3 separate regions of the Mus musculus genome follow, and all the other regions are linked to region 2. The links are chromatin loops, found by intact Hi-C in ENCODE. Cell type or tissue: left cerebral cortex. All regions are shown on one strand.

What was found. Peaks named below come from ENCODE experiments on the same cell type or tissue, not always from the same donor. Only the 100,000 strongest peaks of a DNase experiment are listed, where the experiment ranks them.
Region 1: it touches region 2 in a loop (4-fold over the local background); 3 of 42 quality-filtered maps call a loop at or near these places.
Region 3: a loop joins it to region 2, with 7 times the contacts of the local background. A loop is called at or near these places in 10 of 42 quality-filtered maps.

Annotation. Positions count from the first base shown.
Region 1 is chr4:109,755,495-109,763,494 of GRCm38, forward strand. It overlaps Faf1 (Fas-associated factor 1), which reads left to right. Exons shown (of 19, transcript NM_007983.2): 7 at 2,086-2,191. Among named protein-coding and RNA genes, the nearest start is that of Faf1, 83 kb to the left of the region's middle. In left cerebral cortex, a CTCF peak has its summit at 3,738 (motif pointing right); a DNase peak (open chromatin) is centred at 3,743.
Region 2 is chr4:109,976,895-109,984,894 of GRCm38, forward strand. It overlaps Dmrta2 (doublesex and mab-3 related transcription factor like family A2), which reads left to right and starts at 1,131. Exons shown (of 3, transcript NM_172296.2): 1 at 1,131-1,442; 2 at 2,961-3,515; 3 at 4,711-6,790. The coding sequence starts at 2,969. The coding sequence ends at 5,759. Dmrta2os (a long non-coding RNA gene) reads right to left here and starts at 2,718. Exons shown (of 4, transcript XR_868017.3): 1 at 2,044-2,718; 2 at 448-1,892; 3 at 33-219. In left cerebral cortex, no CTCF peak of the experiment used is centred here; DNase peaks (open chromatin) are centred at 1,036 and 3,970; H3K4me3 peaks cover 2,754 bases.
Region 3 is chr4:109,662,028-109,670,027 of GRCm38, forward strand. It overlaps Cdkn2c (cyclin dependent kinase inhibitor 2C), which reads right to left and starts at 4,729. Exons shown (of 3, transcript NM_001301368.1): 1 at 3,583-4,729; 2 at 2,991-3,130. The coding sequence starts at 3,119. In left cerebral cortex, CTCF peaks have their summits at 4,901 and 6,515 (motif pointing left); DNase peaks (open chromatin) are centred at 3,293, 3,685, 4,310 and 4,878; H3K4me3 peaks cover 3,038 bases; H3K27ac peaks cover 1,563 bases.

The DNA of each region.
Region 1 (8,000 bases), 220 kb before region 2:
TATTAAATATTTTTACCATGTATTTCTCCTTTTCCTTACTTCTTTTGTGAATTAATCTATTCTCCTATCTCCCCCATCTCCAGTCTTTTCTCAGAACCAGAGCACAAAGAGAAATCTTACATAAATGGAAATGCAAGTTAATTCTTAGCATTCCCTCTTTAAACTTCCCAGCAGCTTTCTTGCCGTTACAACCAGACCATGTATGATTAGACCTTTGTTGAACCCTTTAGTACATGCTGTTATAGGTCTTCTTTTCTTGGAGATGCCTTTCTCAACTGTTCTTTTTGCTAGATTTCCAGATTCTCTGTTAGCTTTTATTTTATAATCTATTTTACTTGCTTCATAATACATTGCACTCTCCAAAATTACTTATTTACTTGATCTTTCCCATTGGCTAGAAATGCAAGTTTCATGAAAACAAGGACCATGTATGTTTTTCTTATTCCTCTTTTTTTTCTCTAGCAGCTAGAATAATGTTTTGACTGTAGATTGGTATACAACATACTGTCAAAGTTTTGTCCCCTGACCCCCGTACCCCAAGTATATCTTCTGAGTGTTCAATTCTAAGATCCTGTTTATCCTTTGAATTTCAACTTGTGTGTCTTCACTAGTTATAGATTACCTTTTTCCTTCATGGAGTTTTTTTAATTCCGTGACCTAGGACAGAGTTAAATACCTTTCTCTCAGTTTTCCTTGAGTTTTTATTTCAGTTCTATTGGTAGTGACTTATTTGTTTCCGAATTAGACTATGGTTTTTTTTTTTTTCCTGAGAACTGTGTATTTTTATTTAGATTGAATCTTTTTTAGAAAGGCATTGTCCTAATGTTGCCTTAAAAATAAATAAGAAAGTAAATAGTTAAGTAATCATTCATTCATTCATTCGTTCATACATACATACACGAATACATATTTGAACCAGAATGATAATTTTCTAGAAGGTAACCTGTTGTGTGAAAGACAGAGGTAATTCACGTTTTATTACTAAGCGAGTATCTGCGGGCTCCAGGTATTTTGCTTAGGTGCTAAAGATAAAACAACAAATGTCCTTCCCATAAGAAACTTGTATATTAGTTGGATATTTTAAAAATTCATCAGTTATACTTTATGATATATATTAGTGCTTTTTTTTTGTATTTTTCAGCTATTACTAACCTTTAAACTCTTTGTGAGACAATAGACTAGACAGATTAAATGCCTAATTCTAATCTTTATTTTGTGTGTGTTCCAGATTGGCAAAAGAAGAACCAAGTAGGTCAGAGCTATGTAGCACACTCATATTTTCTAGGCTAAAGCAGTGACAAAATTATACTTAAGACAGGCAATGGAGATAATTTTAACATAATAGTAATAGGTTTTTATTAAATTTTTGATGAAGATCATACTTCTAAATATTGACATAAAAGAATCATGACTTATATTTCTTAACTTATATGGCTGATTACATATTTTTGTGTGTGTGCTACATGTTTGTAACATTTGGGAACTCTACTACAGGATCCTCAAAGTGTTGCTCTGAATTCCCCAGTTTCTGAAATCTATATATTGCTGAATTTGAAGTGAAAGAATCTATTGAAAGATTTTGATGTAACAGTTTCAATTCTGTAAATTTCAGAATCATCTGAATTTCTACTGAAAACATTTCTATTTTTATACAGCATTTATAAGTATAAACGATAGTTTAATATTTTTTCTAGACAGCTGTTTTATTAGAATTGTATTAGTCTTTCAGTAGTACATTTGAATAAATATTTTCATAGATCTTTAATACCATTTGACAATGAAGACAATTGATTTTCTTGGAGAAGTAAGTAAATAGACAATAGTGTTTGGAGAAAATGTATATGCATTTGAAGAATTTACAATAGAAGTTTTAAAACACCTTGGTAGAGAAGGAGTTAACAGGTTAGCTCCCCTTGGTTGTTCTCAGCATGCTCTCTTGCCTTTAGGAGCTGAAAAGATGATAACATTGGGCCCGGACATGCCTGTGTGGAGGTTAGGGTACTCCTGGGGTTTTTGCAGCTAGCTGTGAAGCAAGCTAGAACTTGTTCATCTCTGAGTTCCTTGTTTTTCTTTCAACCCCTTCAGTGCCCTGCAGGAATCATTAAATCAAAACTTCATGCTGATCATCACCCACCGAGAGGTCCAGCGGGAGTACAACCTGAACTTCTCAGGAAGCAGTACCGTTCAAGAGGTGAGTTATGTCTCACAGCTAAGGAATAAAGGTAGCTCATTATAGCTAATGTTGACCCTGTTAAAGAGGGCTTATCTGTTCTGGTAGAAACTCTCTTTATGTTTCATTATTAGGTTTTTAATTTTAATTAACTGGAGAATCAATGATTACAGTAGATACACTAAATGACTTGACCTAGAAATACAAATGTTGTAAGTGGGAGCTCTTGATAATTCTTAAAACATTCTGCTTAAGACCCTACTTATAAAGAATTTATTATTATACAAAATAGTTCATGACTTTATAGTATTATTCAAAATATTAATTCGGAAATTATTGACAACATTCATTGTGGAGTGTGTTTCTGTTTTATTTGAAAGGTTACTTTCAAGTGTGTCATGTATTTTATTATACATGTATGCTTCTGTTTTAAACAGGAATTTCAAGAGACTTTTCTTAAGCAGATCAATCCTAGCTTTGGGCGGTATTCATACGATTTTTGAGAATGTCACTTAGCCCAGACTTTCTGGAAAGAGTTTGTTAATACTGTCTGTATTTTCTTCAGTGCGACCAAAGAGGGCCACTGTTTCTAAAGCAGTACTTCTCCTATGAGAGAAAAGGTGCTGTCTGAGAATGCTTTTGGCCCCACCCATCTAAAGGCCAGTAATTCTCTCCTTAGGGGATGAGGAATATTAGAGGCTTTGACAGGACTTCCATGCTTAGAAACATTAAAATAGTGAAATAGTTTTCATATTAACTTTTGTAATTTATGAAACTAACTTCCTTTTTTAAAAACTACTGAATTTTAAGAGACTAGATCATGCTAAATCTTGAATTGCTATGTAAAAATATAAGACCATATTGTTTAAAATAATTCATAACATCTTGAAAGAATAAGTAAGATTTTAGGATTATATAAAATGTTTTGGTAATGGATAGACTACCGTTTGTTTGTTTGTTTGTTTATTTATTTTTTAACATGTTTGATTAATGATTTCTATCCTTTGAGTTTGTCATAAGAACTTTTTTCTACTTTTCTTCTCTCCATTGATAACTTGAATAGCTGATAGATAACTAAGCAGTGACAGTCAGCCTTTTCTCTGTCTTCTACCTTTATCAATTTATTTTATTTATTTGAATTTTCTGGAATTTTTTTGTTTGCCTATTCATTTTTAACCTTTATGGCATTCTATCTTCTAAATTTAAAATTTTAATTTCTTGGAAGGCATTTTTATCTAAAATTTAAATATGATTCTGTCAGATTTATCATAGGAATCTTTGAAAATAAAATCTAAATTGCATATATGAACATTTAATTAAATAAGGAAATTTAGCTTCATAATAACTCCAGTTAAGCAATAAAGCAAGACAAGGTAAATTTCATTCTGTTGATTGATTTTTTTTTTATTTGAAGAGGAACAAAATGCATGATGGATAAATATAGGAAACTCTGTCTTCTAGGTGAAATTTTTATAGCTAAACTTTGTGTGCTGTTTCTCTCATTCTCAAACCCTCTCTTTTGCATTGCTAGTTTAACTGACTTGAGTGTGTTTCGACTTTCTCCCACAAGAGGGCAGAAAGGACTATTAAGCTGATAGCCTAAAAATGCCACTCAGTGTTTTCAAATTAGCTTCTCTTATATTAACAAAAAGGAGCATAATGGCCAAGTTATTGTTTGATTTACAGATAATTGGCATATTGCAGCGAGGAGACTTAATTTCACCCTTTTAAATTAAACAGGGAGATTTAAAAAGACATAAAATATTCATTAATGTTCGGTGATTATAAAGTAGTGGCATATATTTATTTTGCCTTTATTACTGTTTCGATGGGAAAATACTGCAAATATTTCCGAAATCGAGTTGGCCATACTGACAAGTTGAAATGTTTAAGCAATGTTAATGCAATCTGCTCACACCTGATATCCTATGCAGAATGATTCAAAATGACTACATCAATTATTAAAAGAAATATTTAAAATTCTGTAAATGTGCCATTGCGTGCCACAGTTGGCAGAAACTGTTCTCTGGTATATTATTTAGATTATCAAATATATTTTAAGTGTCAAGGACTTCAAAACATTGAAATCTGTTCCTTATCATTTCTAAATATCTTGTGGAAAGTGCTTGAGGAGCGTCTTTTAAATGACATATTCCTGTGTATTTCTTGGTAATAGCTTTTCTTTCCTGTTTAATTTTAAAAATTAATTTAAAATGTTTCTAAATTCTTGTTATTAAGAAAAAAATATTGTGTCTAGTGAAAATTGTTGTACTGTGAGTAGACAGTTCCACATGGACTGCTTTATTTATCTTGTGTAACTTTGATGACGGCTGTGGAGCGACTGGCTGAGCATAGTTCCCTGGCTTTTCCTTGGCCCAGTGGGATCCAGTGCAGAGGGTGGTTTCAGGAAGGAAAGGTGCTCCTGTGGACAGCCTGGCAACTCAGTGCCTTTTTCTTGCTAAGCTACTGTAAGTCAGTTTAATTGCACTAAGAGAAGTGTACAATTTTGAAACAATTTGTAGTTCTGTGTTAATACTAGTATTTTTGTTTTTAATGTGGAAGCTTATTGATGTTCTAGATTCTAAATTGTAAATTTATCCATCATCAGTTTTAGCAATCTTCTTTCAGTAGTAAGCCCCAAAATAAATTGTAGTCACTAACACACAGACACACAGACACACACACACACACACACACACACACACACACACACACACAGCTTAAAGGAGTAGATTAAAAACATCTCATCAATAAATAATGCATAAATTATTTTCATTTTCTAGGTAAAACATTCTTAATGCTTTGAAAGTCTTGAATTTTTAAAAGCTTTTACAGTATTTTTTACTCAGATAACTATGAAGTGAGTAAGACTGAAATTAGCACCGCTTGTAACTATTAATTGAACAAAATAAACCTTTGAAAGTACTGATTTCTAGACTACTGCTAAGATATAGTTAGAATTTCAAATATATTTTCAGTAGCATGTGGTCAGGAAATTAGTGGTGAGGCTGGTGTTCCTGCAAGTGTTGGCTCATCCGGCTCTGAGCCTGCTGCTTTACAACAAGGGACTGTTTCCCTTTGGGTACTAGGTTTTGGTTTTGATTTCATTCTTGTTTTAAGCTCGCTACAGATTTTTCAACTTACATATTCTATGTGAGGAGAGTCAGTAACCTCTAGAGATGGTTAAAATGGAGATAGTTGCAAGTAGTTATAAGAAGTAAAATCCTTATTCTTTCACGATAACACTATACATCAGAAAATTATCGAGTAATATTGTAATAACATTATGACAACCCCAACTTTCTACCAATTTGCACTCTAAATTAGTATTAATCACACTTTAAAATACTCAAATTCCTTCAAAATTTAAACAAGCCTATCTTATTTTAATCAGTTTTCTACTCTTGAGAGTTCACAGGTTTTAAACAATTAATTGTAAAGATTCTAATAATTTAAAAATCTGTGGTTTCAAATGCACTTGGGGTGGGCTAACACAAGGGAAGAAAGGCTGATTTGCCTCTGCAAATCCTTAGCCCAGGTGTGGAAAAGGATATAAAGTCCCTGAAATCAAGCCAACTTTTCTTGGAAACTGATTCTTTGTTGTCTGCCTTATTATTGCAAAAGCTTCTGTTAGGCAAATTTCTACGTTTTTGTAGATGTCATATAAACTTAAGAAGCATACACCTGATCTGAAAAACAAAGATAAGAAATCTTAAGTATTTTTAGTGCAGAATCATGGAGTATTACTTATCTATTACAGTGAGAAGTGCAATGAATAGCTATTGGAATTATTTAAATCCTCTTCTAAGTTTCACTTTACCCTAGAATTCTCACTATTCTTATTAATGTTGATTTAGTTCTTAATGGGAATGAATGGGGAAAATTGACAGCCCATGAAGCCATATCGTACAGGGAGCAAGTAGCACATTTCACTACTAGTGCCATGTTATATAGACAAACTGATGATTAAGTGGGAGACCAATTGTGCTAGAATTGGTGTCTAAGGAAATCATACCAATTCTTAAAAATAATTGCAAAATTAGGATGTTAATTTTGATTCTGAAATTTAAACCTTGTGCTATTTTTGTGTGTGTTTGGTCTGTTCTTGGTGCTTTCTCATCTTAACTAATGTGTGCTTTGGACTGTAAGCTAAGGCTTGTGGCCAGTAACTGTTTTGAAATTTGTAGTTCTTCACAAGTTATATTAGCGAGCACTTTCTATTAGCAAATAGATTATAACTTAACTGTTGTGTCCTTTCTTTAAATGTTTTGAAGTATTAGGTGCCTTTTCTGGGGGGGGGGATGGGTGAGGGGGTTGTTTGTTTTCCACTATGGGGTGGGGAGCTACTGGCAAAGAATTGAAGAAAGAGTGAGGTAGCTGAGAATGTTCATATGCAAGAGGGTAAATTAAGTTGTGTGCTTACTTAATTAAAAGTTTAAGTGGTTTGTTCTTGCTGCAAGATAAATGGCATATATTAACTCAATTAGAATGAGCAGTTTTAATTAGCATATATCATTTTTTTAAAACTTAAAATAAAAAAATGACATCTTAGTAAGAATGTAAGATGATTTTAACAACCAGGCATGAATTCAAGCCATTTTTTCACCTTTCCAAATATGGAGAATATGAGGTACATATATTACTGGTCTCAGGTTGCATTTTAAAAAAGGTTTGTTGAATGATACTGCTTCAAATGAACAAATAGTGATTATCTTATTGAGATCTTCTGTGTTTTTGTTGTATCCCTTAGGAAATAAATTTAATTGATATTTATGATATAACTATTTTGAAATGATAATATTTTTCTGCATCTAGAAATATTTTAGAATAATTTGGACATTATTCAAAAACATAAGTATTTTTCATCTGTATTACAAATAAAGATGAAATTTTCTTAAAAGTTAAGGGCAATGCTTTAGTTCTTTGTTACTTAAGATACTTGTGTCCTAACATCTTAACCTATCATATTTATAACCTGTGGTTTGTGTGTTGATAGTTTTAAAATGCCTGAGTTGAGAGAAATTACATTCAGTTATCAGAAACCAATAAACATAAGACATTTTTTATATGCAAGAAAAGGCAGAGAGTAAATAATTGCACTGGTGACCAATACTGTAATAATCCTGTTTTACAATATGCACTTGACAGGTTGTAATAGTGCTAATTGAAGAGACTAATTCACACTTGCTTCATTCTATTCAAAGGCAAAATCAGCAGCTTGTTTTGCTTTTGACCAGATGGTCCTCATGAACACCTACTGTGCACTTTAAGTGCTTTACTAGAATTACAAAGGCTGGGGGCTGCGTTCGACTCCAAATGATTTGAGAAGGGGGGGACCTCTGTGCTCAATGGATTTAGTGCAAGTAAATTAATTCTAGTGGACCCATTACACACAGAGCCCCCTTTTCAAAGCTCTGAGCCTCCTCGCCTGCTCTGTAGCAATGAGAAAGAGAAAGAGAAAGGCAGATTACTGCAAACAGAAATAAAAAAAAGGGTATGAAAGGGAGAAAAGAGGCCTTGAAGCCTTTCATATCATTTGAGTTTTTCAAGTGCGTTATTTTTGGGGAGGGTGGATGTATGAAAAGCCAATTGGAGTTTTTTTTGTTTTAAAGTGCGCTATTTAAGCACCATGAATATAAGCGCAAGAGCAACAGTTGACTGAGTTTACTGTGGTGAAGCTTTGTGTCCGAGGATGAATCAAATTCATTATATTCAACTCTTTGTGGTTTAACATGAATGTAGGGTTAGTTTCACAAGACTGTGTCTGTTTAGGATAATTATAATTTAATATTTTCCTTTCATAAAGTTATCACTGTAGATGTCTAAAATT
Region 2 (8,000 bases):
CTAGGAAGAGATACAAAATTCGAACTTGTTACCTCCTCCGCAGACCCAAGGGGGTTCTCGGGCCGTGACGTCAGCACGGGTCGAGGAAGGCCAAGTCAAAGCAGGTCCAGTGCCCTCGCCCCCTGCGGAAGTCTTGTGGGCTGATGGGTCTGACCGTCTGGCCGGTTCCTCCAGCCTCCAGAGGATCTGGGGAGTCGCAAAGGCGGCTTTTTACTTTGGCTTTAAAAAAAAAAAGTTACAAGTAAACTTTGTTAATTTCAAACAGCCACAAAAAGAATTCCACAAAAAAGGGCAGCAAGATGCAAAGAAATTCGGAAAGGCAAGGAGGGCACAGGGGGCCGAGGGAAAGGGCAGGGGCGCAGGGAGAGGAGAAGCTGCAGCGCTTGGACCCACGTTCCTCCCGGGGCTCCTAGCTTGAAAACACAAATCCTTACAAATCGCACTTACCACTCCGTGACGCCCACGGTGTCAGGACTTTGCAAACGAAGAAACTAAGCATTAAAGGTGATAGAGGGCGGGGGAAGGGAGCAAACCGGCTCTCAACTACCTCGGAGCCCGTCGGACGTGGAAGCACACGGTCACGGTCAGAAGGAAGCCAGCAAAAACCATCTTGGCAAGTCTGCGGTGAACGCCCTCCCTCCCCCACCCCGGCACCCGGGTTCCACTCCCACTTCGACAGCGGTAATTGAATTGTCACCTGCTCCTGTCCCGCCCCAGGCCTCCGGGGCCACTTGGGAAGCTAGGCCTTGCCAAGCGCCCCGGGCCAAGGGAGAGTGGCTCAGTGGAGCCGGAGCCCCAGGAGTAGAGGGGTTACACACGTCTACGCGGAGAGGCGCACCGGACACGGTAATTAGGAGCAATTCACACGCTCTCGGGCGCACGGAAACTTCTTGTCACGACATTTGCAACGCTCCTCCTCGCGCACTCCTTCCCTGGCGCCCCCTCCCATCCCGCAGGCACTCAGCAGAGCGTGCGGAGTTTCGAATCTTTCGGACACTGTAGAATGAGGGGCTCCCCGGGCGCGGGCCCGGCCAATCAGAGCGCCGACTGTCTCCCCTGGCCAATGGCAGGCGCCACATTGTTGTCCAATTCTGTCTAATGGAGCCCTGAGGAGCAACAATAGAGCGGGCGAGCGGCTCATTGAGAGCTGGCAGCGCCGGACTACCCGGCCCGGGGCGAGCGCAGCGTCCGGAGCGCACCGAGGGGACGCCGGTTGCAACCAGCCCGCCCTCGGCCAGGCCCCCGGCCCCGAGGCCCCTCCGGGGTGTTGGACTGCTGTGTTCCTAGAGGGGTCCGGAAGTTCGGACATGGTGGCTGAAGGAGGGTGACGTGGTCAGAGAAGGGGCCGGGGGCAGAGGGACGAGGCCAAGAGAGCCGAGGCGCGAGCCGAGCTGGGCGACGCGTGCTGCGCCAACAGAGGAGGAGCCCGGAGCTCGAGGCAGGTAGGGGAGGGCCGGCAGCCGAGCAGGGGAGGCGACCGGGTCGGTGGCCCCCGAGGGCGAGGCCCAGGCCCTGCCGGGCCTTGGGCATTGAGTGCTTGAGGGTCTGGGGGAAGAGGCCTCGGAGCACACGGTGCTCTGGGATTCCCAGACCCGGACCCCAGGAGCGGCTCCCGGCTCTGGCGGGGACCCGGGCTGCGTGGCGGGGAGTGGAGGCCGCGGCGGAAGCCAGGAGCAGGGCCTGCTGGGCCTTCTGCGGCTGCGGCGCAGGTGAGACTCTCGGGTCCCTTCAGGGTCAGTTTTGGAGGCGACTTCCTGGCCTCCTTTGAGGCCTGCTGGATTGTGCAAGTCCCAGAACCCTGGTCTGAGACCAACACTCTGGAACCTGCGCACAAGCGGGGTCCCAAGAGGTCCCAGGATGAGGAGGGCGTGTCTGAGGACTCAGTTCCTAAACTGGGAGGGGTGGGGGTTGGGTAAGAGGCATTGAGCAAAAGGACTCTGGCTCCTGCAAAGTCTAACTTTTCTGAAGATGTGCTTTCCTCTGACTACTCCAGACTAAAAGTCTAACCCCCAAGCCACAGGTTTCACCCTATCCCCGCCCTACCTTTTGCTGGAGATTTTTTTCCTAAGCAGCGCTGTCCCTCTCGGTGGACCTCAGTCCGGGTCGCCTTGTCAGCTGTTTCTGGACGTTTTTCTTGTTATTCAACTAATCTTTGAGCTAGGGTGGCCAGTCCAAAGAAAGTTTCTTCCGATGGCTTTTCTCTCTTCTCAGCTCTCCTACACTCAGTTCTGTGGAATAGAACTAACCCTTTAGAGGCTCAGACCACAGTATTTGCAGAATTCTTTTGGCTGTGATCCCAGGGCCATAAGCCGAACTTTGCCTCCAAGTTTTGTCTTCTAGTTCTTACCCTACTTCTAACAGGAAAAAATTCTTCAGTTCCTTTTTGCTCGAATTCCTCTGCTTCCACATTGAAAGCTACAATTAAGACCCCAGCCCAACCTGTTCACCTCCTCACCCCGCCTGCACATTTCTCTCCTCTTCACCTGTCCACCAAACGGGATCATTTTGCTCCTTTTTTTTTTTTTTTCTTGCTTTGCCTTTGACATCCGCTTGTTGGTCCCAAGTTTTCTCTGTAATCTGAGTCCCTTTCAGGCAAATATTTCTCTTTTCTCGACTCACCCCAATTAACCTAAGCTTTGGGCATAATATTTTCTTTCCAAATCCTCTTTACATTCAACTGCACCAATGACTTCCAAACGTTGTCTTGTTTTTTTCCCCTTGGCGGAACTACTGATTCAAACGAAATCTTACACGTGTAGTCAGATATAAGAGGTCAGTGGTGGGGGTGGGGGCGTACTTGTTTACAGGGAGCTTCCAGTTCGTTTCCCCAGCAGTTTGACAGCCACAAGTTTAGTTAAACTTGTACAACCAAAGTTTCCCAAAATGGGTTTCTGCAGGCCGTGCTTAAGCCTAGTGACTGTATTACCCTGACTCAGGTATCCCCACTTTCCCCACGCTAGGTCCAGCCATGGAGCTGCGCTCGGAGCTGCCCAGCGTGCCCGGTGCGGCGACAGCAGCAGCGACAGCGACGGGACCACCCGTGGCATCGGTGGCGTCGGTGGCTGCGGCGGCAGCTGCCGCAGCATCGCTACCAGTGAGCGTGGCCGGAGGCTTGCTGCGGGCGCCGCCGCTGCTGTTGAGGGCAGCGGAGAAGTACCCGCGGACCCCCAAGTGCGCGCGCTGCCGCAACCACGGAGTGGTGTCCGCGCTCAAGGGCCACAAGCGCTACTGCCGCTGGAAGGACTGCCTGTGCGCCAAGTGTACGCTCATCGCCGAGCGCCAGCGCGTCATGGCGGCTCAGGTGGCCTTGCGCAGGCAGCAGGCGCAGGAGGAGAACGAGGCGCGCGAGTTGCAATTGCTGTACGGCACTGCCGAGGGCCTGGCGCTGGCCGCCGCCAACGGCATCATCCCCCCGCGGCCTGCCTACGAAGTCTTTGGCTCGGTTTGCGCCACCGACGGCGGGGGTCCTGGAGCTGGAGCGCCCGCGGGGAGTGCAGGGGGCGCAGGGGGCGCAGGTGAGAGCACGGTCACACTGGGGGTGGGGTGGGGTCTGGAAGGAGGAGCCCAGGGGACACAGGGCTGGTGCGCGAGGCCTAGTGGCTTGTTCCTTCCCTGACAAAGTGCAGCTCCCTTCCCTAGATGCTCCAACTACTTAACTGTGGCTCTCCACCCACTCATAAACTCTCTGCCCTGCCTGCAGTTTTTATACTTTCTTCCTCGCCCTCACCCCAGGCCCCAAGGCAACACTTTAGCCTTACTCTTGTTAGGGGGCAGGTCCTTAGTTACTGCCCAACTCATTTAGCTGGGCCTTCTCCCCTGGCAGCCCGGAAGCCGCCCATCTGTTCTGCTCTGAGCTTCTTACAGGCCACCACTCTCTTTTCTTCCCAACTCTTCTGAAAAGACCCTGGCAATCCTTCTAATCCGCACTACTTCCCTAAGTACTGGAGACGCCCTCTTTCGTTTCTCAGCAAGATTCCTTTCCTCCAGTTCCTAAGGCATTTCTGACAAAACATTCTCTGCGTTCCCCTCGCTCTGGCTCCGTTTCTCTCTCAGGCACGCCGGGTTTCTCATAGTTGGCACTTTTTTTGCTCTTTCTCGGGTCCCTTTCCCTTGCTCTGTCTACTCTACTTTTTTGACTCGAAGGTGAGGGAGGCAGTTGGGCAATGGGACGGTCCCGGCTCTCAGACTCTTTGGAAGAAGGACATTTCTTAGGAGTTTTGAAAAATGTGGTCAAGAAATAGGATGTAATTTATTTTGTCTGTAGAGAGGCTAAGGACCTAGTCCCCTAAGGATCCCTCTCTCCAGGTTGAAGTGCCTAAGGCTCTGGCAACCTGAGTGAGTAGTGTCTTCCACATACTCTGAGGTATAGGTAGAAGTTCTGTTTGCTCGGATTGGAATCTTGACAAAGCCACTTCTCTAGGGCGGGGTGAGATGGGAAGGGAGTGGAGGTGTTAGGGCACAAGTGTAGGAAGAGCTTACTGAACATCAAGTTTTCAGGGTGTCAGGTCGGGGTGGGGGTGTCTGGGCACAGAAGAAGCGTGAGCCTAGGAGGAGGGGGAGAGCTGTAGGATCTTTGGGAAGAGGTAAAAATAAAACCAGAGCCCTGTCAAGAATAGTTGGGAGGTGGAGAGGAACAAGAGGAAACTGGCATTCAAAAGGGTCCAGTGTTCTTAACCTCTCCTCACATCTCCGTCTTTTCCCTCCTCTCAGAGGCCAAATTGCAGAAGTTTGATCTGTTTCCCAAGACGCTGCTTCAGGCCGGCCGCCCCGACAGTCCGCAGCCGCCGCCAGGGAAGCCCTTGTCGCCCGACGGCGCGGACTCAGGTCCCCGGACCTCGTCCCCGGAGGTGCGGCCCGGCTCAGGCTCGGAGAACGGAGACGGCGAGTCCTTTTCCGGGTCGCCTCTGGCCCGGGCCTCCAAGGAGGCGGGTGGCAGCTGTCCTGGGAGCGCGGGCGCCGGCGGTGGCGGCGAGGAGGACAGCCCCGGCTCCTCCAGCCCCCTGGGTTCCGAATCGGGTTCGGAGGCTGACAAAGAAGAAGCCGAGGCCGCACCGACTCCGGGGCTGGGCGGCGGGCCGGGGCCGCGGCAGCGGACGCCGCTGGACATCTTGACGCGCGTCTTCCCGGGCCACCGGAGAGGCGTCCTGGAGCTGGTGCTGCAGGGCTGTGGCGGCGACGTGGTGCAGGCCATCGAGCAGGTGCTCAACCACCACCGCGGAGGCCTGGCGGCTGGCCTGGGCCCCGCCGCACCGCTGGAGAAGGCCGCGGTGAGCGCGGCGGTGGAGGACGCGTGGCCCGGGCGCGTGGAGGCCGCAGCCGCCGGGGGAGCCGGGTTGCCCGCTCCGCTGCAGACCGGGCCCACCGCGCCCCCGCACCACAGACCCTTGCTGGCCGGGGCCATGACGCCCGGCGCGCTGGGCTCGCTCAGCAGCCGCTCCGCCTTCTCGCCACTGCAGCCCAATGCCAGCCACTTCGGCGCCGACGCGGGCGCCTACCCTCTGGGTGCGCCGCTCGGCCTGAGCCCCCTGCGCCTGGCCTACTCGGCGGCGGCGGCCCACAGCCGCGGCCTGGCCTTCATGGCGCCCTACTCCACGGCCGGCCTGGTGCCCACACTCGGTTTTCGGCCGCCCATGGACTACGCCTTCAGCGACCTCATGCGCGACCGCTCGGCCGCTGCCGCCGCTGCGGTGCACAAGGAGCCCGGCTACGGGGGCGGGCTGTACGGGCCCATGGTCAACGGCACCCCTGAGAAGCAGTAGGGTATGGGGCCAGGCAGCCCGGCCACCCCGAAACAGCGACCTAGCCTGCTCCCCCAGCTGCAGGCCCCTCCTCGCCCTGCCCTGCGCCCTCCGCTCACAGTTGGCTTTAGGGACTTGCTTGGGTGGGTGGGTGGGAGCACCTCGGCTGACCGCGCAGGTGTCCCCAGAGGAGCCCTGTGGTCTGGGTGCTCGCCCCGCTTCGGGTCACCTTCCCCCGGGCCTGCCCGCCTTGTTGTCAAGAGGCTGGGGATCCCTAAGAACCCCGAGGGCGACTGCGGCCTCGCCCACCCCTGCTGCTCCCTCTGCTCCGCTCGCCTCCTCAACACGCGCTCAGGTGGATGGCAGGATGGACCAGCCTCTTGTGTGTCCTCCAATACCCGTTCCCCTTTCGTTTTTAAAAAATCCGCTCTAACAAATATAAATTTAGGATGTATACATCTCTTGGCACTGACTCGAGTCTTTGGGACACATATATATCAGTATCAACTGTAAAAAAAAAAAAAAAAAAGAGACGTCCTAAGGTGCACTTTCCTCGTTGCGGTATTTGTCGCTCTCTTTGTTGCTTATGCCGATAAGCATGGGTTTCCTTGGTGCAGTGTGAGTTTTTATATATGTATAAATCTATATATAATCTATACATATATATACAAGCCAGTGTATAATGTTATAAAATGGAATTCTAAGTTATTAATTGTAATCTGTAGGTGACCTCGGTATTAACGTGGAAAACATTCAAAAATCAAAGCAAAAAAAGGACAAAATGGAAAAAAATTAGACTATTCGCACATTGTACGTATCGGGTTTTATAGCTGAAATCTACTGTATTCTGGGGAGGTACCCTGCCGACCCCTGGTCCCCCGGCCTGCGGCTGTTCTCCAAAGCGGTCCAGGCTGCGCTGAAGCACGAATAGAGCGTCGGGTGAGTGAGCCAGAAGCTCCCGGACTCGCCAGCGAGCGACGCTGCGCACAGCTGCTCACTTTGTGCTTTCCTTTGCATAGGTATGAGCTAGAAATAAATGTTATTTTCTAAATAAAGTAACGCTCGAATCCCGTTCCGCTCCTCGGGCGGCTGGGAGGAAAAGCTTTAATTTCCCACTGGGGCCGCGGTGGCCCGAAGTCACGGATCGCGCCTGTGCCCCGACCCTGAAGGAACCCAGACAGGAAGCTGCGGGGTGGCGCCTGGGACCGCGCAGTGGGGGGCGCGGCTGGGAACCTGCTGTTGAGGTGACGTGAGGGCGTGGTGAGCGTCGCCTGGCCTGGCGCAGGTTCCTGCACCGCAGGCCGGGCCCCGGGCTCTTCCCCCGAGCAGATGACCTAGCTGCGGTCCTGGACGCACATCTCACTCTTGGCTTCTTGAGAATTTCTGGGGTCCAGGGCGCTGGGCAGGGCGGCTGGGAGACGACCAGCGACACTTCTTTTGCCAGGACCTGCGTCCTGAGAGTTATTCGGTGTCGTAGAATGCCGCCTTCACCAGATGCAGTGCACTGAGAGTGGCGGGGAGGACGCCCCTTCGGGCCAGGCCACTGCGCACCTCTCGCGAATTAGCTGCCCCTCTGCCGACCCCCATCTCCGACCTCAAATCCCTCCCTCCCGCTCTCCGCAGGGCCACTCCTCCACTCCAGGAAATAGGGTGCCCCCTCCCCTAGACTGGGCCCGGAGACATCCCAAGGTAAACTTCTGGGGCCGGCTCGAGTTCCGCCAGGCGGTGAAACTTAATAGCAGGACAAGAAAACGGTTTAATAAAGAAGGGCTTTAATAGGGAACTAATTTGATTGAGTTGCCTAATTCCACTTTAATTGGAAAGGGGGTTCGGCTGTTTGGTTATAAAGTGTGAGGGTGACGAAGAGATGGAGGGAGGGGGTGAGAGCGAGAAAAGAAAGATGCGGGCAAGAAAGAGATGAGTCGGGGGAAAGAATGAAGGTGGAGGGGTTAAATGAACGGAGCAAGTTAAGAAAAGAGAGGTACGGGGGTGGGGGCTTATGGGGCCCGGCCGCCGCCCAGTCCAACTTTCCTGAGCCCTCCAGGCCTAGCTCAGTCCGCCAGTTCCCACCGCCCCACCCAGGTTGCTGCTCCAACCAGGCTGTGTGGAAGGAGAAACTAAGATCCGCAAGCTCCCTTGGTTTCAGGAGTGACCTACACTGGGTCCCCTGAAGCGCCTGGATTGCTTGCAGGTGTTCAGGTCAAATGCAAGCAGCGAAGCCCCGGTTTATTCCCAAGAATATCTGTGCTCCGCGAGTTTCGA
Region 3 (8,000 bases), 310 kb before region 2:
GAAAGAAAGAAAGGAAGGAAGAAAGGAAGAAAGAAAGAAATGTAACTTGGTATTTAAGTAAAGAGACTCCTGTTTGTTTACTCATGCTTATAAAATATACCTGGGGTATTAATCCTGGAAGATTGGATGAGGATAGAATTTATTTTCTAATAGCTACTGAAAATCAATGATGAGATTCTTTAAGCCTCCTACATAAGTGTCACTTCCTGTGGGACAGACCCTTTAAAGTCCCAGAGTTGGCATTTTCTTAGGTGATTCTTAACAAAGCCTCTCCACACACATGCTTGAAATTTCCAAGCATTTGTAGTTTTCTTTATAGGCTAAAATATTGGCTACTGGGAGTATTCCATGCCTAGACTTCATTTCAAATTACAGACTATTACTGGGTTATTGAGGTATTAAATTAAGGCACTGTGTTCTACATTACTTATTATATCAATTTACTTTGAACTACGTTGATGATATGCCTCGGATCAGAAAAGAGGTGATTGCATGGCTGCCGTTCCTGAAAGGAATCAAACAGCCATCCTACTACAGTAGTTGGCATTTCTCAAAGTTCCAACTAGCTTTCTGATACTCAAGTGAGCAAAAAGGAAAAGCAAGACATTAGACGTGTGTGTTGGAACAGACAGCCGTGTCTGGGGGTTTGAGTCATTTAATAATCAACTGGTGATCCTGTCTAATTTCCTCTTGCACTCATTACACATAAGAATAGCTATTCATAAACTACCACTGTTTTGAAAGTCAGAATAGAGTATCAATACTTATCAAGGCTCAAAATATTTTATATCACAAAGATTATTTACTGTTGTTTAAATATATACTTTAAAAGGTATCTTTAAGTAAAAAATCTCTCATAAGTAAAAATATCTTGTATAACAGCACTTGAGAGTAAAAAAATTAATTTACTTGTGAAATATTTTTATTAACATGCCAGAAAATCCCAGCATTTAAACTGGTTTCATTTGTATTAGGGTACATTCATAAGACTCTAAGTTATATAATAATATAATAAGTGGGCTACTTACTAAATACTCAGTATTTATTAGAATCAAATACTAATCCACTTGAAAATATGAACAAAGTTGATTCAATCTTTTTAAAATGTTTTAAAAGAGATTACAAATTAATAAAATATATTTAGAGTGAATAATAGTTTCTAAGTATAAGCTACATACATTGTCAAGATATTAAGTTTCCCTTTAATAAACCCTTTCAGCCCTTCATTTAAGGCAGTAGAAAAAAATCTCACAAGTTATTTTTTCCAGAAACTCCATGAAATATATTTTCTGGTTATTAGAAATTAATACAGTCTAATTTTAACATTTGACACTTCTCCCTAAAACCTTAGTCACATTTAAAGACTTAAAGTGAGCAAAACAAGAAACAGACCCCTTAGGTCTTCTAACAGCAAATGTATGATGGAGTCCTTTAATTATTCTGATTGAAAAACAACAGCAAAGGAGAAAAGATTTCTGCAGTTGAGTAAAAAGCATAATCATAAAGTAAAATTTGCCATCTTTGGCAGAAAGTGATAGTATAAATGATTTTGAAGAAAGTTCTTTCTGATGACACAATTTCAGAGTCAGGATTATGTATACTGAAAAAGACTGTGTGTACCTGTTTCATTATATGTATTGATATTAAGCTCTAATAAGTGGGTATTACCTAAGTTTGTTAATAGAAACAAAATTGGGTGGTTATTTTTAAAATATTTGTCAAAGTTTAATTATATTAATTACCCACTCACCCTATTTGTCAAACACTCTGTGCTATCTTTTTCTGAACTCAGAAGTGGCTCCTGCTTTGTGAGGCGGCCCTCATCTCTTGACTTCTCAGTAGAAAACCTTTCAGCATCTGGACTTGCTGCCTTCACCAAGCCAGTCCACAAGTGTTAGGTGGAAAAACAAAAACAAAACCTTTTCCTTATTTAATCTACCTGAATCAAGATAAATATTTTAGTATTTCTGCATAAGCTTCCTCAACAGAGAAGGGTTTTGTAAGGCCAGCTGTATTCTGATTTAAAATATACAAACCAAATGAGCTTCCTTCACCAGGGCATCTCCTGCCACTTAAATTTCTATTTTTTAAAACAGAAACAAAAATCTCTTATGCCCTTGCCCCGGTGGTTTTTCAAAAGCTGCTTCTGGCCGGGAAAGCTCCCAGGAATACCATCAGAACACCAATAACAGCAACCAGTGGAGACCACTTTCCCCATGTTTTGCTTCTAAGGCTTTCAGAAAAGTTACATGATACCATTTGGAGGGGAAAATATTATCAGGTACATAATTGGCAGCTGGACATGTGTCAGTCGTTGCCTGTAAATCTAATTACTGAGAATTAGAGCATGCCACTACATGACCACAGGGATAAGAAAACCACTACGACTCGGCTCTGATTAGAAATTCAACTTTTTAATTTCTCCTCACTCCTGAATGGGTGGATTAGGTATTATATTAACTGTGAAAATGTACACCCTGTCCGGGTGCCCAGGCTATCCCATACCAAGCGAGGAAAGGTCGTTTGTTAAGACATGAAACAGCTGAAGGTAAAACACCCTGCCTAGACGTCAAGAGAATTAACTTTAAAGTCAATTATTAGGATCAAAATAGGTGAATACCACCATTAGCTGTGTATTTACTTGAAATAATAATCATAATAATGTGCTTAAAGAGCTATCTAAAACAACACTGCACAAAACAAACAGATTTCGACGATAAGAATACTTTAAAACCTCCATTGTCACAAAAGCATTCCAAAAATTATGACCAAACCTAAGATTCTCTTGATATCGAGGATGTTATTGGAGTTGACCAGTTTCTCCAAAGTACGTCATTTTGGGGAGTTGGATCCACTTAAAGATATAAAATATGGCAACCATGAAGGTTTTAAAACAGTGAAGATCTGTACCCCTCCAAACTTAAAAGCTGTCATTTTAGAAACCCAGGCAACCTTATTAACTTGTTTTCCCCACCTCTGTGGATACCAACCTGCAGCGCAGTTCTCCCAAATCCATTTTGAGCGTTGACGTTTACATTATTTTGCAACAAACTAGTAAGTTGCTCTAGGTCCCCCCTGGCAGCTGCGGACGCCAACTCGTTCCCCCAAGGCTCGGCCATTCTTTAGGGTCCTGACGATCGGGAAAAGACGATTAGTTGCTTCTCTTTTTCCCCTTTCCTTTGCTCCTAATCAGGCTGCATGATGGCATCGGAGGCTGACAGAAGGACTGGGATGGTTAATCTGGAGTAGAGCTTGGTAGTAAATACTAGTAAGGTCGGCCTGCCAAAAGCCCGCCCCTCGATTCACACGTGATTATTCAGCAAAAGTGAGCCCATTGGAGAGGGGCTCCTTCTCTAGCTTTTTAGCTTAACCCCTAAGAAGGATTCTGGCGATTCAACAGAGATACATACACAGAAGCAGTTCTTGATTAATTACTATGGACGTGAGATGTAGGCAGAGCTGTCACGTACCTAAGCTTTACAGCTCTGTGAGGAAGATGTTGCGGAGACTTAAAGGACTAGGTCAGCTCAGACAACACCGCGAAAGAAAAAGTATTAGAGAGTAGAAAAGGTATTAACCCACCCTTGTTCACAGTGGTGATTTGAGGCAGAATTTCAGAGTCAGGTCCTTCGCAGAGCTCACTTTCCATCCGTCTAGCCGAAGGGGGTAGTCCAGAGTGCTGCTCGCTCGCTAGCAGAGCGCCGCGCTGGCTGGATGCTGACGTGCTCGGGAGGGTTAAAGACGATCGCTGAGGGCAGACCAGAGCAGCAGCTCTGAAGCCCTCAACTCTCAGGTCTCAACGACTCCCTAGCGGGCTCGGCGTCTTCAGAAGAGCCTCCGGAGCCCGCCCGCCGAGCTGCCGCAGCCCCGCCGAGCCTCAGAGGCCGTGGGAGCCGGGCAGGGCGCGGGTCTCCGGAGGCTGGTGGGTGTGCGGCAGACCCCCGCCAAGCCCGTCATGCCGGCCCCGCCGGGTCCCGGGACTCCCGGCAGCCTGAAGACGGTGCACGGCGAAGGGGGAAGCGTCTATGGGGCTCCAGCCGCTGGGGTAGCTCGCGGCAGCATCGCTCTTGCACCCGGCCAGCTCACCAGTAACTTCCCGCCTACGACCGAGCTAGCTCAGGCTCTTCACTGCAAGCGCTCGCTGAGGGGCGGCCGTCGCCTCTGCCGCTGTCGTTCCCTCCCTTTCAGATTTTCCCGGGGCGTCCGATGATGGGAAGGGTCTTTGGAAGTAGGAGCGGTCGCCACAGATCCCGGGCGCAGCCAGTCCCGCCAACTTCTTGGCGGCCGCCCAGCAGCTCGGGCGCTCGGTGCCACTTGGCCAGTTAGTTCTTGGCGGTCCTCCGGCCTGTGCCCCTATCAGTGCCGCGGACAGGACAGCGGCTGCCAGCCAGTTGGGTTCCGGAGCCGAGGCAGGCTGCGCCGGCCGGTCGCGAGCCGCAGCTGACAGTTTCTTTTGTAGTCCGACTCCCCCAAATCTCTGATCGCCGCTCCCTTCTCCGCTACAGACACTTGCGCGTCTTTCCTTTAGGATCTTTCCCTTCCCTCCCTCCTTTGCTTCTTTTTCCGCTGAAGCAACTGCTGCTACGGTTGCCTCTGAAGGTACTGTGCCGGTTTCTTATCCCTTTTTTCCGACCTCATCAGCTTTTTTTGAAAAGAAAAAAATTGAGCGCTTTTTGAGTTGAAAAACCCGCCCCCATTTTAACGGCAGAGTTTTAAGGAGGCTCCGCCGAGTTAGGGCGCCGCGGGAGCGGGAAGGCCGGGCCCCGCCCACGCCCCGCCCAACGCCCTGGCGGCGCAGTGGCCGGCAGCCCGCTCGCTCCGCCCTCGCGGCCCTGCGCCCTTCTCTGCCCGCGCTGGGCCTGGGTTCGCTGGCGCTCCCGCCTGCCCTCTCGCTTCGCTAGTCTCCCCTGCCGAAGCGGGGTGGGTTCGGCCCGGCCTGGCCTGCTGTTCTGGGGCTGGCTGGAGTGGGAGCCTCTACCGTGCGGGACCCCGGTGGTGGTAACTAAGGCCGCGGGTGCGGGCGGAGGCCCTTAGAGGCTCGGCGGCCCTGCAGCTGACGGGTAGGATCTCCTCTGCTGGAGCCGGGCAGCTCCACCCTCCTCGGCGCTCCCCGACCAGGCTCGCCGAGTTCGAGTGGCCTGGCCCGGGGCTGCTGGACTCCTTTGCTCTGCCACAGGCCTTGGCACCTGTCAGGTCATTGCCAGGGCTGCAGAGGCGACACAACTGACAGCACCACAGGGCAGAGAAGTCTTGTAGACCGAGTTTTATGAGAACTGAAAGCATATTACAAGAAATCCCGACGAACTTCAGGGTCTAGAAAATGTGAACTTCTAGTCTTGAGGGAAAAGGAGAAATGCAATTAACTTTAAACAAAGCTTACAGTGAGTTAGAAAGGTTTTCTAAAAAGGCTATGTCTTTATTGGGGGATTTCTTTCACTCACTACACCGAGGATTGGTTGTTTTTAGGTGGAGGTGAGGATGGTGGTCTAAGTGTAAAAGGACCAGTGCATCCATATATTTCATATTCATCAATTTTCTGTACTTTTCACGTCTTCTTGTAGGCATATGAGATTATTGCCTTCTATACTTTTATGCTTTTAAAAAAACACCAGCATGGTTGCATTCAGTGGTCAAAATGAAACCAAACCCCCCCTCCGCCTCCCCTCCCCCCCAAATATTGGTCTAATTAGAACCAGCCACTGCACATATATCCTCAAGTAACATCTGTAACCCAGTTCCTTGGAGTAAAGTGAAAGTATTCAAACAAGCCAGAGACATCTGGATAGTCATTTAGCAACAGGTTGGCTGTTAGGGAAAATTGGAACTACAAGAATTTGGCAGTGTTTCTTTAAGTTGTTAAGAAAAAGATTAGAGCTAATTTTTGAGGTATCGAAAGCTGAATATTGTGAATCAGGTAACAACAAAGGGGATGAACTTCTTTAAAAATCATTTTAACAGAATATTTAGGATTCCATGTATACTGTATTCCATGTATACATTCTGGGAACTCTGAGTTTTTAGTTATCTGGAAGCTATGATAGGAGATTGGCACTGTTAAAGTGATAACTAGCACTAATACAAATTTACAAACACTGCTTTCTGGAAATTAATGGTGTCTTGCTTGGAGAAAATATGGTAACGAGGAAGAATAAAATTGTGGGCATTCTGTATAAAAATGGATGTACATGTGTTATGACTTTCATCAAATAAAATATCTTTGCTGAATTACTGAGTAAAGAAAATGCAATGTTTAGGGTGCTGTTGCCCAGGCTAGCCTACTGCTCCTTATGTACCCCAGACTGGCTTAGTATTTGTAACCTTGTGTCACCCTGGTATGGCTGGATTACAAGTATTCCCCACTCTACCGTGTTGTATTAAGACCTTTGGGGAGAGGCTGGAGAGATGGCTCAGTTAAGAGTGCTGACTGCTCTTCCAGAGGTCCTGAGTTCAATTCTCAGCAACCTCATGGTGGCTCACAACCATCTGCAATGGGATCCGATGCCCCCTTCTGGTATGTCTGAAGAGAGCAATAGTGTACTCATATACACAAATATTTTTAAAAAGGGTTTGGGGGAACCCTAAGCATTGAAGATTTTAATGTCCCATCACCCACAAATAAAACTTAAAAATATAGAACCTGCAAATAAGAGTAAAAGCAGCAGCTGGTAAGATGGCTCAGTGGTTAAGAATACCGACTGCTCTTCTGAAGGTTCTGAGTTCAAATCCCAGCAACCACACAGTGGCTCACAACCATCCGTAACAAACTCTGATGCCCTCTTCTGGAGTGTCTGAAGACAGCTAATAATAAATAAATAAATCTTTAAAAAAGAGTAAAAGCAGCTGGGTATGGTGGTGCATGCCTTTCATTTTAGCACCTGGGAGGTCAGGGAAGATGAATATTTGTGAGTTCAAAGCCAGCCTGGTCTGCAGATAGCTCCAGGACAGCCAGAGCTACGGAGAGAAGGCCTGTCTCAAAATACACACACACACACACACACACACACACACACACACACACTAAAAGAGGACTAAAAGCTGTTCAATAAAATTCTATTCTTATAACTTCAGTTGCTTTTGTTCAAACACTAACTTTTAAAATTCATTTAAAAAAAAGTATTTGGTGGGACTGGAGAGATGGTTCAGTGGTTAAGAACACTGACTGCTCTTCCGAAGGTCCTGAGTTCAAATCCCAACAACCACATGGTGGCTCACAACTATCTGTAATGGGATCAGATGCCCTCTTCTAGTGTGCCTAAAGACAACTACAGTGTACTTATATAATAAATAAACAAATAAATAAAAATGTATTTGGCCAGGTGGTAGTGGTACTCACCTTTAATCCCAGCACTTGGGAGGCAGAGACAGGTGGACTTCTGTGAATTCGAGGCCTACTGAGGTCTACAGAGCTAGTTCCAGGACAGCCATGGCTATACCAAAAAGCCCTGTCTTGAAAAAATGATACTACTACTACTAATAATAATAATAAAGTAAAAAATAAATTTAAAAATGTGTGTGTGTACACTCCAAAAGGCCAGAAGAAGGCATTGGATCCCCGGATACATTGTCAACTGTATTATGTGGGTGGTGCTGGGAACTAAACTCTGGTCCATTGCAAAAGCAGCAAGTGCTTTTAACTGGAAAGCCATCTCTACAGCCCCCAAAAACTGTTTCTTAGGGACTTGTTTGTTTGTTTGTTTGTTTGTTTTTCGAGACAGGGTTTCTCTGTATAGCCCTGGCTGTCCTGGAACTCACTCTGTAGACCAGGCTGGCCTCGAACTCAAAAATCCACCTGCCTCTGCCTCCCAAGTGCTGGGATTAAAGGCGTGTGCCACCATGCCCGGCGGGACTTTTTTTTTTTTTTTTTTTTTTTTTTTTTTTTTGTGATAGTTCTGGAGTTTTAGGTATGTAAAAATCTCTTATTTTGTGAGAGCTAGTTTACTGAGGTAGGTTTAAGAGTATCTGTCCTCGATAAGCATTTATTGTCCTGGAACTCACTCTGT